Regions from separate parts of the Homo sapiens genome. Here region 1 is linked to region 2. The links are chromatin loops, found by intact Hi-C in ENCODE. Cell type or tissue: sigmoid colon. All regions are shown on one strand. Links, peaks and the distances in the headings refer to the core of each region. The heading gives the core; the rest is flanking DNA. Region 1 has its middle 55 kb from the start of CTSC. Region 2 overlaps LOC101929174 (a long non-coding RNA gene).

Region 1 (8,346 bases), core at 147-8,146, 130 kb after region 2:
TAAAAATAGCATTGTGGCACAAAAATGTCATGGTCTTTGGAACCAGAAAATCCTGATATTGAGTCTTTGCTCCACCAATGTTTGTTATTTGGACTTTGTTCAGTTATTGAACAGAGATTTCTAGTAGTCAGTGTCTTTGCCTGTTAAACAGCGTTGCTAATATCTTTTTTCAAGGGCTGTGCCAAGGTTTAAAAGAAGCAACGAGTGTTTACATATAACTTGCCTTGTTTTAAAAAAAGATTTAAAGTGTTTTGCAAAGGTTAAGACGCAATGTAAAATAAATTAAAAATAAGTGAGTGAACTGAATTAAAGGGAAGATAAACGTAGGAAAGTAGGATATACCCATGAAATAAAAGCTATATAATCTAGTACATTACCTGATACATGGGGATCATTCTTCAACGCTGGTTCTCAACTAGAGGTAATTTTGCCCCTAATGTTGGTAGACATTTGGGGTTGTCATAACTGGGGCGAGGATGGGAGTGTGCTACTGCATCTAGTTGATAGAGGCCAGATATACAGCTAAATATTCTATAGTGCACAGGACAAGCCTCCACATGAAGAATTAACCAGCCCAAAATGTCAATAGTCCTGAGGTTGAAAAAGTCCTGTCTACAACATGCTAATTCCTTTATATACTTTCCCAGCACCAAATGAATGTTATATACTTTGGAAGAGGGAAAGAATTCTGAGGGTTGAAGTAATCCCAGAAGCTTCCAAAGAGAATCTGGAACTTGAGCTGAGCTTTGAAAAAGCAAGAGGCGTAGTAAAAGGCATGGGAGGCCAAGAGACTGTGGGAAGATAGAAGCAATGAGAGAAGATTAAGACACTTCCCTTCAATTTCAAGGTGACAGATTGACCCCATTCTGCAGTAATCCCCACCCAACAGAACCTACTGACATGACTATAAAAGGTATAAAATGTATTAAATACATGGCCACAATTTATAAGAATAGAATGTCTTAATGAACCAGAAGTTGTGATAAACCCTTATAAGAAAAAGTGAGGGGAGCAAATGGGAAGTTATTGTGATAATTGAAGGCCCAAGCATGTGGGAAAATTCTGCCATAGAAGATGAAACCATTCAACTCACCCAACATTTCATCAAAATAAAGATGAGAAGGAAAGAGGTAGATTGTAACATCTTTACTTAAAGCATTGATCCTTCATGCCTGCTGGGTCATGAGCTGCTTTGAGACTGCTGAAAACTATGGATACTTTCTCCAGAAAAGTTCACTTACTTATCCCATATTTGCATAAAATTCCATTAGGCTTATGAAGATGTGTAAGCCCCAGTACTGGCAGTAAACTTTTATGTGTATGGGTGCCTCTTCCCCTAGGCAGTAGCCATTCCAAAATGCCAATATTGTTACTATTTAAAATTTTCTTTCAGTTATAGGCTGGGAGGAACCATTGAAAAGGCTTGGCAGGTGAGATTCAGGTGGCTAGACCGGTTAGGTAACTCAGCTTTGAGCCATAATCTCATCCGGGGTCAGACCTGTTGGGAAACTGAGCTCTCCATTTGTTCCCTGACCCTTAGTGGCTCTCTCAGTCCTCAGCCCTTTGTCTGTTTCTCTGGGGTGGAGATGTAGTCTTACTCATGCTATCATTGTCTCTAGAGCCAAGACTCTGACCAGTAAAATCCCACCTGGGAACTAGATTCCTTCTGCCAATGGAGAGACTTTTTAAAATGCTCACTACATGCTGTCAAGAATTGGGCATTTTGTGCAGCACCTGGATTCCCCATCATTGTGCTCCTGCTACACCCAGGAGCAAACATTATCTTCCCCCTGCCCCTCCCCTTGAACCTGACTGCTGCCTCTTTATACCTTGACTGTCCCCTGCAGCAGCTTCACCAAGTGGATACTTTATTTTTGACCCAGTTAGTTTTGCCTTTATTGGTAATAATAATGATAGCTGCCATTTATCAAGGTCTTACTTTGTGCTAGGTGGTATGGTAAGCTCTTTGCATACAACGTCTCATTGAATTCCTGGTATAGATTTTGTTTTACACATAAGGAATAAGACAAGCGAAGGAAGTCATCCATTTTCTTGGGATTTGAATCCAGGTCTCTGTTCTAGCACCATAGCTCTTAACCATACTTCCCTCAAGATGTTCTTCCTGTGCTTTTCCCAGGAGTTTGTTGATATTTCAGGTCCTGATCTCTTTTGTTCTTCCTTATCTTTTGTAAGAAACTATCGTAATTGCACAAGTCCTGAGAAATAAGAAGACACCTTCAGCATCTTAAACTAGAATAAATAAAAGAAGGGTGGCCTCCTAGAATTTAAGTCAGGAGGGAGGTGGTGGGCAATGGATGACAAGCTCTACTTTGAAGAGGTTGAATTTCAGCTGACCACTACTAAAGCAGTACAAGCTTTTCCTTTCAGCAAGTGTCTTCCCAGAAATGTGATAGCAATTTTTAGGAAGAATTTGGCAAACATAATGTTTAGCAGATTTGCAACAAATGCTATAAGCTCAAATTTTTTTTTTTTTTTTTTTTGGCAGCACACTCAGCCCTCCAAGGGGAAGTGGATTATTTTTCTTGCAAGTGCATTAGCAAGGGAGGTATTAAGGACAGCAACATTCCTTCCTGTATAAAAAAATAAATAAATAAAAGAAGAAAGATTATTGAGGCCCTCTCTGCTGTATGTAATGTACTTCAGGATGTTGGTAGAAAGATATCAACCTAGAATAAGTTCACAGAATACATTTGGTTTCACAGAAAGTTTAAAGTCAATCTGGACATTCAGTGATCTCTTTCTGTATATTTGATCTACCCATCTGCTGGGCTTTTGAAGTTTTCAATAATAAAAAATAAAAAAAGGAATAGTCCCAGCAGTATTTGCATGAACTTTTATTGAATTCAGTTCAGAGCCCTTTGGCATGAAGAGTACTGACTTTGGCAAACATCCAGGAAACACTCTTATGGGAAGCTTCTCTGTTTTTGTTTTGGAGCAACTTTGCACAATTAATCACAGCATCATTTACAGTTATAAAAAGTTGGAAACAACCTAGAGGCCCAATAAGTAGAAAATAGATCATTTATAGTACACAAACTTGACAATATATTATACAATATTAAAAACAACAATGGCACTAACATAACAACATTAAGAAGTACTTATGTTATATGTGGGAAAAATGATGCTGTATTTTGTTATGAAAAATGCAAATGGATATGTTAGTGCCTTCAAAAGGGCAAGAGGATTATGAATGATTAAGCGTACTTATTTCCTTTATTGTTTTTCTTATGAAAAATAGCTATGGTATAAATAACAGAAAATGTAATAAAAATTTGCATGACCAAAGAGGCCTTATCACATAAATAAGCTCAAGTCTCTCTCTCCTCCAAAAAGCCACTATAAGAGCCTGTTCTCACACTGGTGTGAAGATGGAGTAATTTTTAAAGAAAAGAGGTGTAATTGACAACAGTTCCACGTGGCTGGGGAGGCCTGGGGAAACTTAGAATCATGGCATAAGGTACCTCTTCACAGGACGGCAGAAGAGAGAATGAGTGCAGAGCAAAGGGGGAAGCACCTTATAAAGCCATCAGATGTCAGGAGAAGTCACTCACTATCATGAGAACAATATGGGGGAAACTGCCCCCATGATTTACTTATCGCCACTTCGTCCCACCCTTGACACATGGGGATTATTACAATTCAAGGTGAGATTTGGGTGGGGACGCAGAGGCAAACCATATCAGCTACCAACTTTTCACCTACTGCAAATATCACATTATACTTTTCTTAACATTTAAGTGTCTTCAACGAAATTTCTTTTACCTTCTCACTTTGTGTTTTCTCCTCAGTCTGTTGAAATCTGCCTTCTGCCAGGTCACTTAATGTGAAATTGTTCACATCAAGATAAAATCCACCTTGTTGCTGAAAATAGTTTTCAGTCTTTCAGCAGTTGGTATTTATTTGGTCACACCTTCTTTAACCTTGCAATTCCCAGATTTCAGATCTGTATTTCTTTGCAATATTCTTTTCAGTCTCCCGGTCCTCCTTAAACTTTACTTTCCCTCTAGGCATGTGAGCTCCCTTAAATAATCAGGCCCAGAAAAGCATTTAACATGTGGCAACAGTCACATCTCACTCCCTCTTGAGCTAAATCACTATCTCTCCAAGCCACTTGCTTTGCAGGCTCTAGACTAACTGATCCCAAGTAGCCATAAAATGCCATATACCCTATAGTTCCACAATGTATAGCCAATTGCTAACTAATGTTATTTCTGTGAACCAATGAGAATTCTTGACAAAAAAATTTTGTAATTGTTGCTTCCCCTGATTCATCTTTTTTTTCTTTAAACACTTGAGCATCTGTTTTGTTCTCCAGAGCACTCCCAAGGCAATTTGGAAGTGTTTCCTGGGCTGCAGTCCTTAACCTTTGTGCTTGAATAAACTCTCTTAAAATAGACTTTGAATTTGTTTATTTTATGTTGACAGTTTCTTGGTGTCTGTTGACCAGATGCCACTCTCAGGACCTTGCCATGTGGGCCTCTATAACACAACAGTTTGCTTCATTAAAATGTGCAAGCTATGAAAGCAACAGAGAGAGTGTACTTGCAAGACAGGATTCATAATCTCTTGTAACCTAATCATGAAAGAGACATCTCCTCAATGTTTCCATATTCTGTTGGTCAGAAGCACATTACTGAAGGAGATAGTGTTACATGAAGCCTGAATATACCAGGAGGTAACTTCACTGGGGGTCCTCATAAAGGCTGCCTATTATAATTCTAAACCCTGTATCTCATTCTCCACTGATACAAGGCACAAGTCCTATTACTAAATGCAACATGCACAAGTCTGAATACATCATCTTTCTATTCCCAAAGGCAGCTCATTTCCATCTTTTTAGTTAATGGCATCTCCATTCACCAACTTTTCAAAAATCAGAAAACTATCGTATTTATTCATCTTCCTTACCCCAACATTCAATTAATCATGAGCTGCTATTAATTCTGATTTCTAAATACCTATTACATCTGTCTCTCCACATGTCTGTCTTAACCTATCATGATCTGTAACCTATGTCATCGCTATGGCTTCCTAACATACCTTCCTACTCCCAGTCTTGCTCTCTTCCAGTCCTTACCACACCAGTGGTGACAATGCCACATTCCTGCTTAAAATGCTCACCTGGTTTCCCATAGCTCAAAAATATTTCAAGATGGATATGGATAGTGATTCTGAAAATGCACATTCAATAAATCTGTGATTTCCACAATACAGGCTACAAAAATTTAAACTCAGGAAAATCTTAGCTGGTAAGAATATGTGAAGTTGAGTGACAGTTGTGAACAATCTAGCTTTCTATTTGAATAATATGCAAAATCCCTATATAAGTTGTTTAGTGTGGAATCTCAGATATGGGGGATGTAAACTCAAAACAGTTGTATTAGTTTTCAGTAACCACTATCAATTGTTCTTTGAACATTATCTATTTGGAAGGCTGTATCCCTTGAAGATATTTCAGTTCCACTCTATAACTTTCCAGACATTTTCACATATTAGAAGTTTCATGGCAGTTCTGAGAAACTCAGACCTATTTATTGTAATATTTCAATCTCCAAGGGCTTCTGCTAGCTCACAGAGTGCCAATATGGGAATGGGAAAATGATGCCCCTTCCTCCTGGTGGAGACAGGGACCTGCACAATCAGTTCAGACCACTAATTCCTCCCCAGACCGTGTGAAATTCTAGCCGCCTGGAATTTAGAGATTGTGTGGCCTGCTTTAACAAACTTCCTCTTCGTTTTTCTAATCTGGCCATGGAATAGGTGTAAATAAGAGTGAAAATGGTATTTTCTAGTCAGTTGTAACATGACTGGTTATCAAATATTTCAAATATTGCCCCAAATACTACCCCCAGAAGGTGGTGCTGTGAGTTCTGAAATGTTTGTTTGGGAGCTGTCTCTCCAGAAGCAGACCTGGATGGACCAAGTACAAACTAGAGGTCAGTTATTTGTGTTTATTTCAATCTGTGCTGTCCATGACTTCAAAGCACAAGTCACTGGATTCTCTAAAAATACTTCCCATCCTCAAATTCTTTTTAACTGGATCAATTTTTGAGGCTTGGGAGACAGTTGAAAGTTGTTATTCTGACAGCTCCATTCAAAAATGAGATGTAAAAAATGACCTTTTTATAGGAACATACGGGAAAGAACTATAAAAACGCTTAAGATTTGGTTTGGCAGAGATATTTTTCTCATTCAAAAATGAGTAGCGTTTTTGGCACTTGCTGTGGTACTTTGTAGCTGGCAGCTGAATTATTTTGGCCTCTGCCCAAATCTCTGGACTCAAAAGCTGATCTTCAAATCTCCTGTTTAGTTAAAGAAGGATTTAAAACACTTAATGGCCATTTACATGTCAAAAATAAGACATTATATTAACCTGATATTGAGACACTGTGCCTGTCTAAATAGCGATGACAATAGATAAAATAACTACCTTTTGAATGGCAGTGCATTACTTGTATTATTCTTCAAAACAATCTGTCAATAGAACAGGTTTTAAAAGCCCATTTTACAGATAGGAAAACTGAGGTTCAGTAGACCAAGATCCTTGCTCAGGGTATTTGGAAGAATCAGTATTCGAGCCCATGGCTACAGACATTTACCTATTCTCTATTATGTCACGTTATTTTCAATGTATATTTTCTGAAATGCAATGCAGTAGGCCTTGAGTTAGTAATTCTTCCTTTAAATGTACCTGCAAATTATACAACACTCTTAGCCAATAATGACTTAGAGAATTATTTCTGCTTTCTTTAGCATTAGTACTTTTATATTCTTCTTAAAGGTAATTATTCTACCTATGACTGGGCTATTATGAAACAGGGTGGTCTTGGTAGTTTACAAATATGTCCATAAGTAGATGTATCATGGTGCCCTAAATTAGCTTTACTCATGTTCTTTTCTTTCTAGAAAATTTTTGTTAACCAGGATCCCATGCCTCTGTAAATTGACCATCCCCTAACCCATAGCTTCATATCATTTAGTGTTCTGGGACCTCCAAATGAAGTCTTTATTATTAGACAAGGAGGCATGGTCTGTCTGATATATGTTGAAAGCCAATAACATAACTCACTGTCTTTCAATTTGATAATAATTCTGTCTTAATTCAGTCTTATACATATTGCTTCCTATTATCTTCCATTCTTTTTCTTGGAGAAAGTAAAATGGAAGAGCCAAATGAAACACAGTGTTCTAAATCTACCCATATGAAGTAATCTACCACTTCAGATGTAAGTTGGTATAGAATAAAAGGAAGTCACAGTTCAATTTATGGATTCCAGGGAAATACAGTAGTATGATCCAGGAAGTATAGATATTTAAAGGAGGCATCTTCTAAGTTGATGGAACATAGCTGCTGAAGTTTCTGGGGCACAAATAGGGACAGTAACATGATTCTAAATTTTGGCTAAAGATTCCCAGTGAGTTAGTGCCTGGGTGAGGTAGGTGGGCATAGTGTATCATGATCCAGCAAAGTAATAGCTGAGCATGGTATCTAGACCCAGGAAAATGAGGCAGGGGTCGATGGGGGAACTAGAATACAAACTAGGAGGATATTCAAGGTTCTGGGAAGGAAGAAAGTCTGCAACTTTGCATCTGGGTTTATTTCCATATACAATGAATTTTAATAATAAATGCTGGTGAGGATGTAATCAGTGGGGAGAAGGAATTTGTACAGAGAAATATTATGATCAGATCTTTGCTTTTGTAATGTTGTTATCTGTTGGTAAGGAAATCATAAGAGGAAGAGCAAGATTGGCAACAGTGAGATCAGTTAGGAAGCTATTGGTATCTTCAAAGCACTGTCCAAGTCTCACCTTCATCCTCGTCAGACTTTCTCACCCAAATTTCTGTAGGATAAACTACCCTTGCCAAATCATTTAACATTTATTTTCTGTTTCTGTATCATACCTTTCTAATGACATTATAAACTATGATGAATTTAATTTTATTTTAGTTGTTTCATTGCATTAGGTTCATAATAAACACACAGAAAAATACATGAGTGCTTTTCAATGAAAAGTAGAAAGTAGGAGCAAATAAAGCATCGCATAAGTAGAGAAAGGAAGGCATAACATATTATGTACAGGGATATAGATATGTCAAAAAGGGGAAAGCTAACTGATTCCTACAGCAAAGTATTAGATGGGTGACTTTTTTTTTTAATGTGTATATATATTTTTTTTTTTACTATTTTTTTTCTAACTTTTAAGTGCAGGGGTACATGTGCAGGTTTGTTACGTGGGTAAACTTGTATCATGGGGTTTGTTGTACAGATTATTTCATCACCCAGGTATTAAGCCTAGTACCTATTAGTTATTTTTTCCC
Region 2 (8,346 bases), core at 200-8,199:
GACCTGCCCTAGGTTGTTCACTTTATAAGTGGCAGAACTAGTTTTTTGAATTCATAAACTATGTATTTACATTACTTTACACAGCTTCTGGGGGAAAAAGGGCAGCAACATGATCCCTACCAAGGTCTGGGAGCCTGAAGGGGTATTCACACTGCCTGGCATGGTGCCTGGCACAGAGTGCTAAAACAGTGATTGTTGAGCACAACTAAAAAGCAAACGAGAGAAAGAACAAACAGTAGACAATAGTGAGTATACAGGGTAAGGCACCGCAATCCACTTTTCTCCATCCTCACCATGCTTGTTTGATCTGAAAAAGCCTCCTAAATGATCTGCCTCCTGCCATTCAACACCCTTTTCATCTATCTTCCATAAACACAAATTGATCATGACAAATGATGTATTGGTTCCCTTTGCTCTTGGGAAAACATTCAGAATATTCTCCTAGCTTAAAAGGTTCTTCAGGAAGGAACACTTTTTTTCCATCTTGATTTCTCATTTTTCTTTCTCTTGTACATGCCACTCAGGCATATTCAACACCACTAAATCCCTGAAAGTGCTGAAACATTCTTTTCCCTGCTATTCCTGGATTACTGTTATTTTGATAATTTTTTTTTTTACTAGTTGTTATTAGTTTTCTATTGCTGTGTAACAAATTACTGTGCTGTAAAAATGTAGCACTTTTAAAAAGCACAAATTTATCTCACTATTTCTATAGGTTAGAAATCTGGCACAGTGTGGTTGGTTTATCTTTTCAGGGTCTCATTAGGCTAAAATCCAGGTAGTATCCAGGGCTGCAGCTCTCATCTGGGACGTATGGTCTTCTTCCACACTCACTGGGTATTGGCAGAATTCAGTGCCTCATGGTTGTGGGACTGTGGTCCCTATTTCCTTGCTGCATGGTCCTCTTTCTCTTCAAGCCAACAATGGTGCCTTGGTAATCCTTGTGCTTTGACTCTGATTTCTGCTTCTGCCTTCTGTTTTAAGGATTCATGTGATTACATTAGGCCCATCTGGATAATCAAAGATACTCTCACCATTTTAAGGTCAATTGCTTTGTAACATTACATCTACAAAATCTTTTTGCCATTTAATATAACCTATTCATGGATATAAACACCAGAGAGTGAAGTCCATGGGGAGCCAACATTCTGCCTATCACAATTATAGCATCAAATTTGGCTGAGGGGCCCTTCTTATAAGATTCATGCTCATTTATTTCTCTGCCTCCATTTCTAGAGTATAAGCTTCATGATGTCAGTGACTATGTCTACTGCACAAACCTGATGTGTTGCAGCTGGCTTGTCCTTGCTAAGAAGTGCTTATTATTAAATTTTCAGGAATTTTTCCATCTGTTTGTTAAACATAGCTATTATTTTAAAAAACAAATTATATTCTCAAAACATAATAAATGCTCTAATTCATTTCCTGTTTATTGTCATAGTGTTTACTACGATTTATTCTCTTGAAGTTATTTTCCCCGATTCAATCCTTATGGTGGAAATACTATCTATTGAGGGACTACCGCACATCTTTTCAACTTCCTGTTCAGTGCCATTATTCGGTTGGTGCAAAAGTAATTGCAGTTTTTGCCATTACAATACATTATGCTGGTAGCTTGAAATTGACAATAGTGGATGTATTGATACCAAATAAATCAGCAACACTAGTTGACATCTTTTTTTTTTTTCCAGGTGGAGTCTGGCTCTGTCTCCCAGGCTGGAGTGCAGTGGCGCGATCTGGGCTCACTGCAAACTCCGCGTCCCTGGTTCACGCCATTCTCCTGCCTCAGCCTCCCGAGTAGCTGGGACTACAGGCGCCCGCCACCACGCCCGGATAATTTTTTGTACTTTTAGTAGAAACGGAGTTTCACCATGTTAGCCAGGATGGTCTTGATCTCCTGACCTTGTGATCCGCCCACCTCGGCCTCCCAAAGTGCTGGGATTACAGGCGTGAGCCATCGCGCCCGGCCTAGTTGACATCTTGATGTATTGTTTATTTGATTGTTTAGACTTGAGAAAATGATAGTAAAAATGTTAACAGCACAGATTAAGCTTAAAGCAGGTCATGTCTATAGCCATTACACAAAAATTTAAAGAAATATTATTCTTCCGGTATCTAAAACCTATGATTCAGCAAAGAAGCAGCTCATGATATTGACAAACAAAGGAAGTTACAACTTACCACCTAATTTTACTTTAATCTTATTAATACAAAAGAATCAAGTAATATTCTTATATGAACTATATTCATTCATCAGATACAACCATAGCTTGGCTAAAAATACAATAGTTTAGCAAAAAATAAAATAAAAAATTTCTGTGGAAACAAAATGGCTATATTACATTTAAAATAAAGAGTAAATTGTACACTATACATTCTTTACATTAATGTTTTATATTAAAAAGTATACATTTATGTATGTGTGCATAAACATACATTTTTACACCATCATGAAACATTTACCAGCCCACCACTGAATGCATTGAATATACTCCTAGAGCTCATCACAATGCCTAGCACATATGGCGTGCTCAGTAAATGTTTGTTTAATGAATGAACGGATAGAAGCCATGGTCTACATGATTGACCAGAGAACACAGGCTGAGTGGAAAGGGAATAGAGGCCAGAAAAGAAGCAACAGTTTGGGGAAGTTGGGAGGATTCCAAGAACTAGAGGTCAGTTGAGAATTTCTATAAGATTCTACAGAAGTTATAAAGTAGGAGACCAAAAAATAATTAAAGGAGCTGTGACAAGACAAAGCATCTCAGGGGTTAGAGAAAGCTAGGGACTAACCATGTGCAAGGCCCTGCACTGTTAGTCCACTTTAAGTTAATCTTTTATATACTCACAAAACCTTCATTTATCCTCATTTTATAGGCAAAGAAACTAGGTAATTAAAGTTAATCAACTGGCCCAGACTCATTCAGCTAGTAGAGGGTAGAGGCCAGAGTGTTCTAAACCCAAAGCCTGCACTCTTGAGGGCTACACCAAATGGAAGTGGGAACAAGGCTGTGAGGAGTTGTAATTCAAGAGCTTACTACTCACAGTGTGTTCTGAGGAACAGAAGAGGGGATTTTTGTTAGAACGTTGATTCTCAAGCCCTACCCCAGATCTACTGAATCAAATCTGTGTTTTTTTTTTCTGTCTTTTACAAGATATACTGGAAATGCCTATGCACCTTGACACTTGAAAACCACTAGTTTAGGAGGCAATTGTATCAGCAGGTAACCACATTGCAGATGGTCATTAAAGTCAAAGAAATCAAGAAGTACTATCAGGTATATTGTAAGATTGAACTTGCCCAAGTAAAGTGAGGGTGCTCCTTCTAGCATGTGGCATATTAAAATCACCTAGAGACCTTCGTAAAATGCCAAGGCATTAGTAATTTTAAAGTGATTCCAATATATAACCAAGGTTGAGAACTTATCAGGAGCATCACATTAGTCATGCCGTTCCTCTCAGATGTGAACAGTAGCCCCTACTTATCAAAACAAACAACGAAGCAAATGTCCGTGGATCTGACTTGAGAGGCTGAAGCATCTCCTCCCCAGGATATAATTACTCTTCAGCCTCACAGTGGTTTTTCTAGCCTTGCTCTTTACACAATAGCCCTGCCTTCCAACCCCAGAAACAGACTGGCTTATAGGATTTCACATTTCATGTGCCTCTCACCTGGCACACCCTTTTTTCTCCTTGCCACCAGACCACATCCTTTCCTTCCTCCAGCCCACATTTATTTCTAGACCTAAAATGATTTCTTAATGTCAACCTTTTATTCTGCTTACATGGCATCATACCCCTCACCAGGATTAAACTGTACCAAAGATACCTGGAAACAAATTGTACAAAATAAACAGAATTTTATGGAGGCTACACAGTTCTATTTGTTCAAATCAAGTATTATCCTTTTTAAAAAAATGCCACTAAAGCTAGTTTCCTCTATCTGGATCCTCTGCTGTGCAGTAACAATACAAGGCCCACAAAAGAGGGCTGAGTTCCTTCCCACATGCACTGCTTTTTCTCCAGTAATAGACTGCATTTTGGATGACTGCCAGGCAACAATAGTTGACTCGTGCTGGCCAGCTCTCAACATAGGTCTCCGAAGAAGCTGGGGAACAGGGCAAATTGACGCTTCTAGTTTTCTCTCAATAATCCCTCCCCAGGGTTCAGGTTCACATGTGGACTTCTGTTACCAACCTTGTTTGATCTCTTTAAAGAGGTCCCTTGCCTCCATTTGGGTGACATGAAGTCTCCATAAGAACAGCAATAGGAATACTTAAGATCTTCTTGTCACATGATAAACAGACTGATTAGATCTTCTGGTTTAGTGACTTCCTCTTCACTCTCACCAGCTACTGAAAGTGTGGCCGGTCGCTTTGATTGGGGATATAACTGATTCTTTGAACTTTGCTCCATTCTTAACAGTATTCCAATACTGTAATTAGATAGTGGGCTGTATAGACTGAAAAATGGTTTTGCTAAGTGTAATGGGAATTGTTTCCAGGTTACCCTTTCATCATAAGAATTCACTAAGGCATGCAAACCAATTTCATTTATTTCTTCTTCTGTTTCTCAGAAAAGGGCCTTTTTTAGCAGGGTGGTGGTGGGGAGGATGGTGATAGCTTATAGAAATTCCAGAAAACAAGGGATGGAGATGAAAGATGTTTAAAACAAGCAAACCAAAACCGTCTCTAAGAAGGAAGTCAAACAAAATTCTTTTTGATATTTGAAAATCTTTAGTTTTGATTTACGCCCAGACTTGTACTCTGTTACTTAAAATTCCCTGTATTTAGGTTATAACTTCTAGGAGCATAGATACTCATCTTCATTCATTGATTCATGCATACATACATTTAATCATTAATTCATTCATTTATTCAGTAACATTTACTGGATATTTGATAGAAACAAAGGGTTCAGGATAAACAAAAATAAGACATGTTCCCCAACCTCAAGTAGCTCAGAATCTAAAGGAGCAGAAAATTTCTAAATTGTCCAAAACTTATACAGGTGCTAAAATGTAAATCTCTAGAAAATACAGTGGGAACCCAGCAAATACCATGATCGACTCTGTAGGGGCAGCAGTAGCAGGGTGGAACTTTTTTCTTAGTAAAGAAAGAAGAAAATTCCAGAAAAGAAAAAAAAAAGCTTCAGAACCAATTTTCTATAATCAAAATAGAGGTGCTCAGATTTTGTCTAGTGCTATATTTTATATGAAACTCATGTGTCAATTGGGGTAAGGCTTCCAATTAAGCTAAGGCTACTCAGAACCCCCAGGCCATAGTCGAAGCTTTTTCTAAGAGTTCTATGAATCTCTGGAGGATCTGGGTTTCTATTGTTACTTCTAGTTCTGAGCTCCTGCTCCCATAAATCAGTTCTATTTATGAATTATTTTATCTTCCTTGAATGTTGCCCCTGACTTACACCACTTTCACTCATATATGGACTTTCAGGTTTTTTCCTTGATCTTAAAAAATATCAACAATATCATGCAGGTATGGTGCTTGTAACTGTAACATCAGTGTAGAGAGCAAAGAACCGAATCCCTGTGTGAACCAATCCTCTATTTGAAACAATCCACAGCTTGTCTTTTGTCCACCCAGGCACACTGGTGTCATGGGCTCTTTCTTCATCTCAGTGGCTTCTCTCTTTCTCTTCCCTATGATCTTTTTTAAAGTGGACTTCCAGGATTGCTCCTAGCAATTCCAAGTGCTTTTCATGCCATGCTGAGTAATGCAGTTCTCACCAGCTCCAATCCCAAAAGTCAGCTCAAAGGACATTTTTGCTTATTCAAAATCCTCTGGTGTTTAAATAATCCTTGGATGGTACTTTTGTTCCCAGAAGAAATGCTTCTGCTATGAACAGACACTTCTCAAAAGAAGACAACCATGCGGCCAACAAACATATGAAAAAAAGCTCATCATCACTAGTCATTAGAAAAATGCAAATGAAAACCACAATGAGATGCCATCTCATGTCAATTAGAATGATGATTATTAAAAAGTCAGGAAACAACAGATGCTGGCAAGGATGTGGAGAAATAGGAACGCTTTTATACTGGTGATGGGAGTGTAAATTAGTTTAACCATTGTGGAAGACATTGTGATGATTCCTCAAAGATCTAGATACCATTTGACCCAGCAATCCCATTACTGGGTATATAACCAAAGGATTATAAATCATTCTATTATAAAGACACATGCACAGGTATGTTTATTGCAGTACTATTTACAATAGGAAAGACTTGGAACCAACCCAAATGCCCATCAATAATAGATTGGATAAAAAAAATTGGCACATATACACCATAGAATACTATGCAGCCATAAAAAAGAATGAGTTCATGTCCTTTGCAGGGACATAGAGGAAGCTGGAAGCCATCATTCTCAGCAAACTAACACAGGAACAGAAAATCAAACTCCACATGTTCTCACTCATAAATGCGAGTTGAACAATGAGAACACATGGGCACAGGGAGGGGAGCATCACACACTGGGGCCTGTTGGAGGGTGAGGGACAAGGGGAGGGAGAGCATTAGGACAAATACCTAATGCATGCGGGGCTGAAAACCTAGATGACTGGTTGATAGGTGGAGCAAACCACCATGGCATATGTACACCTACGTAAAAAACCTGCACATTCTACACATGTATCCCAGAACTTAAAGTAAAAAAAAAAAAAAAAAAAAAGAAAGAAAGGATGCTTCTAATACAATCTACTTTTCTTAAAAAGTGCTTATCAATTTCCTCCAAGCAACATTACAACCAATACTCTTCATATTTGAGGATGACGTTACTATTCATCAAAACCCACTTTTGGCCGGGTGCAGTGGCTCATGCCTGTAATCCCAGTACTTTGGGAGTCCGAGGCGGGTGGATCACAAGGTCAAGAGATCGAGACCATCCTGGCCAACATGGTGAAATCCCGTCTCTGCTAAAAATACAAAAATTAGCCGGGTGTGGTGGCGGGTGCCTGTAATCTCAGCTGCTTGGGAGGCTGAGGCAGGAGAATGGCATGAGCCCAGGAGGCGGAGGTTGCAGTGAGCCGAGATCATGCCACTGCACTCCAGCCTGGTGACAGAGCAAGACTCCGTCTAAAAAAAAGAAAAAGAAAGGAAAAGAAAAGAAAAAAAACACACTTTCTTTTCTTCCTGCTTTTGTTCTGGTATTCTTTGGAGATGGTTTGCAAGAAATCCACTTCCATTACTGTAGAGCTATGCCTCACTTTGAACTCTAAACACTGTTAGTCTGACCACAGTTTTGTTAAATCTGGATGTCTTAAGCCTCTAAAAACCCCAAACACCCCAGGAACAAGTATTACTCACCAATTATGGTATTAAAAATGAGCCACTGTCTCTGAGTTCACTTACTTGTTCTATAAACATTAATCATGCACCATGCATTAAGTTAAGCTTTGTTCTGCTCTAGAAGAGCTCAGAGTCTAACCAAATACAAGTTCCAAAAAAGCTTTAAGGAAAGGCAACATCTTTGGAATTCATTAATAGCCTCTCAAGGGGATGGCTTTAATGGGCAATCTTCTTTTGGAGCCTATTTCCCATTCATTAGTTAAAACATAGATCCTATGCTTTGCCATTGTGCCTCGTATATGTTCTATCTCCTGCGATATAATGGCTGTAATTTAGGAGCATCCCCTGAAAAGAAAAAACATTTGTGGAGATGTAAGTTATAAGACTCTTTTCCCCGTATTGTGACTTATAAATTCCTCTTTCATATACTCATACAGCCTAGAGCATTATATAGTATGTTATAATTATATTATAATTGTGCAATTACTTATCTGTCCCCTCTCCTAGAAGTGAGCCCCTGGGGCAGGTTATGATTTATCCAAATTCAGTTCCTAGTATAGTGTTTGAAATTGTCGGTGTACTCACAGAAGACCTGGGAAAGAAAAGGAAAAGGAAGGGAGGGAGAAAAGGAGAAGGTAAGGATGATGACTATCGTTAGTGTGAGTCAGAGTATTCTGCACAATTTCTTCTATTTGGCACCTGGGAGGCTCCCCGTTCAAAGGTGTGGTCAGTCTTCCACAGAATTAGCAGATGGCTCAGCACAAGGACCTCAACTATCAGCTAAATCAGGATGAATATTTTGTAAAAACTGGGATTAAATGCCTTTTGTTAGACGGGCAAATGACACTGAAGTCTCGTTAATATTTTATGTTAAATTCTATGACCTGATACTCCATAAATATCATAGCTGCTAGAAATAATACTGAGATTCTAACCTTAGGTTTTGCTTTGTTTTTAATTTAAAATGTTATCAATTTGTCATATCATAGTGCTGAATTTTGTGCCCGCAAAATTCAGATGTTGAAACCCTAACCCCAGTA

Evidence for each region. Peaks named below come from ENCODE experiments on the same cell type or tissue, not always from the same donor. Only the 100,000 strongest peaks of a DNase experiment are listed, where the experiment ranks them.
Region 1: it touches region 2 in a loop (4-fold over the local background); 3 of 110 quality-filtered maps call a loop at or near these places.

Annotation. Positions count from the first base shown.
Region 1 is chr11:88,279,058-88,287,403 of GRCh38, reverse strand. No RefSeq gene overlaps it. Among named protein-coding and RNA genes, the nearest start is that of CTSC, 55 kb to the left of the region's middle. In sigmoid colon, for the core only: no CTCF peak of the experiment used is centred there; no DNase peak of the experiment used is centred there.
Region 2 is chr11:88,410,433-88,418,778 of GRCh38, reverse strand. The region is part of intron 2 of LOC101929174 (a long non-coding RNA gene); the gene reads right to left. Among named protein-coding and RNA genes, the nearest start is that of CTSC, 77 kb to the right of the region's middle. In sigmoid colon, for the core only: no CTCF peak of the experiment used is centred there; a DNase peak (open chromatin) is centred at 4,038; H3K27ac peaks cover 416 bases.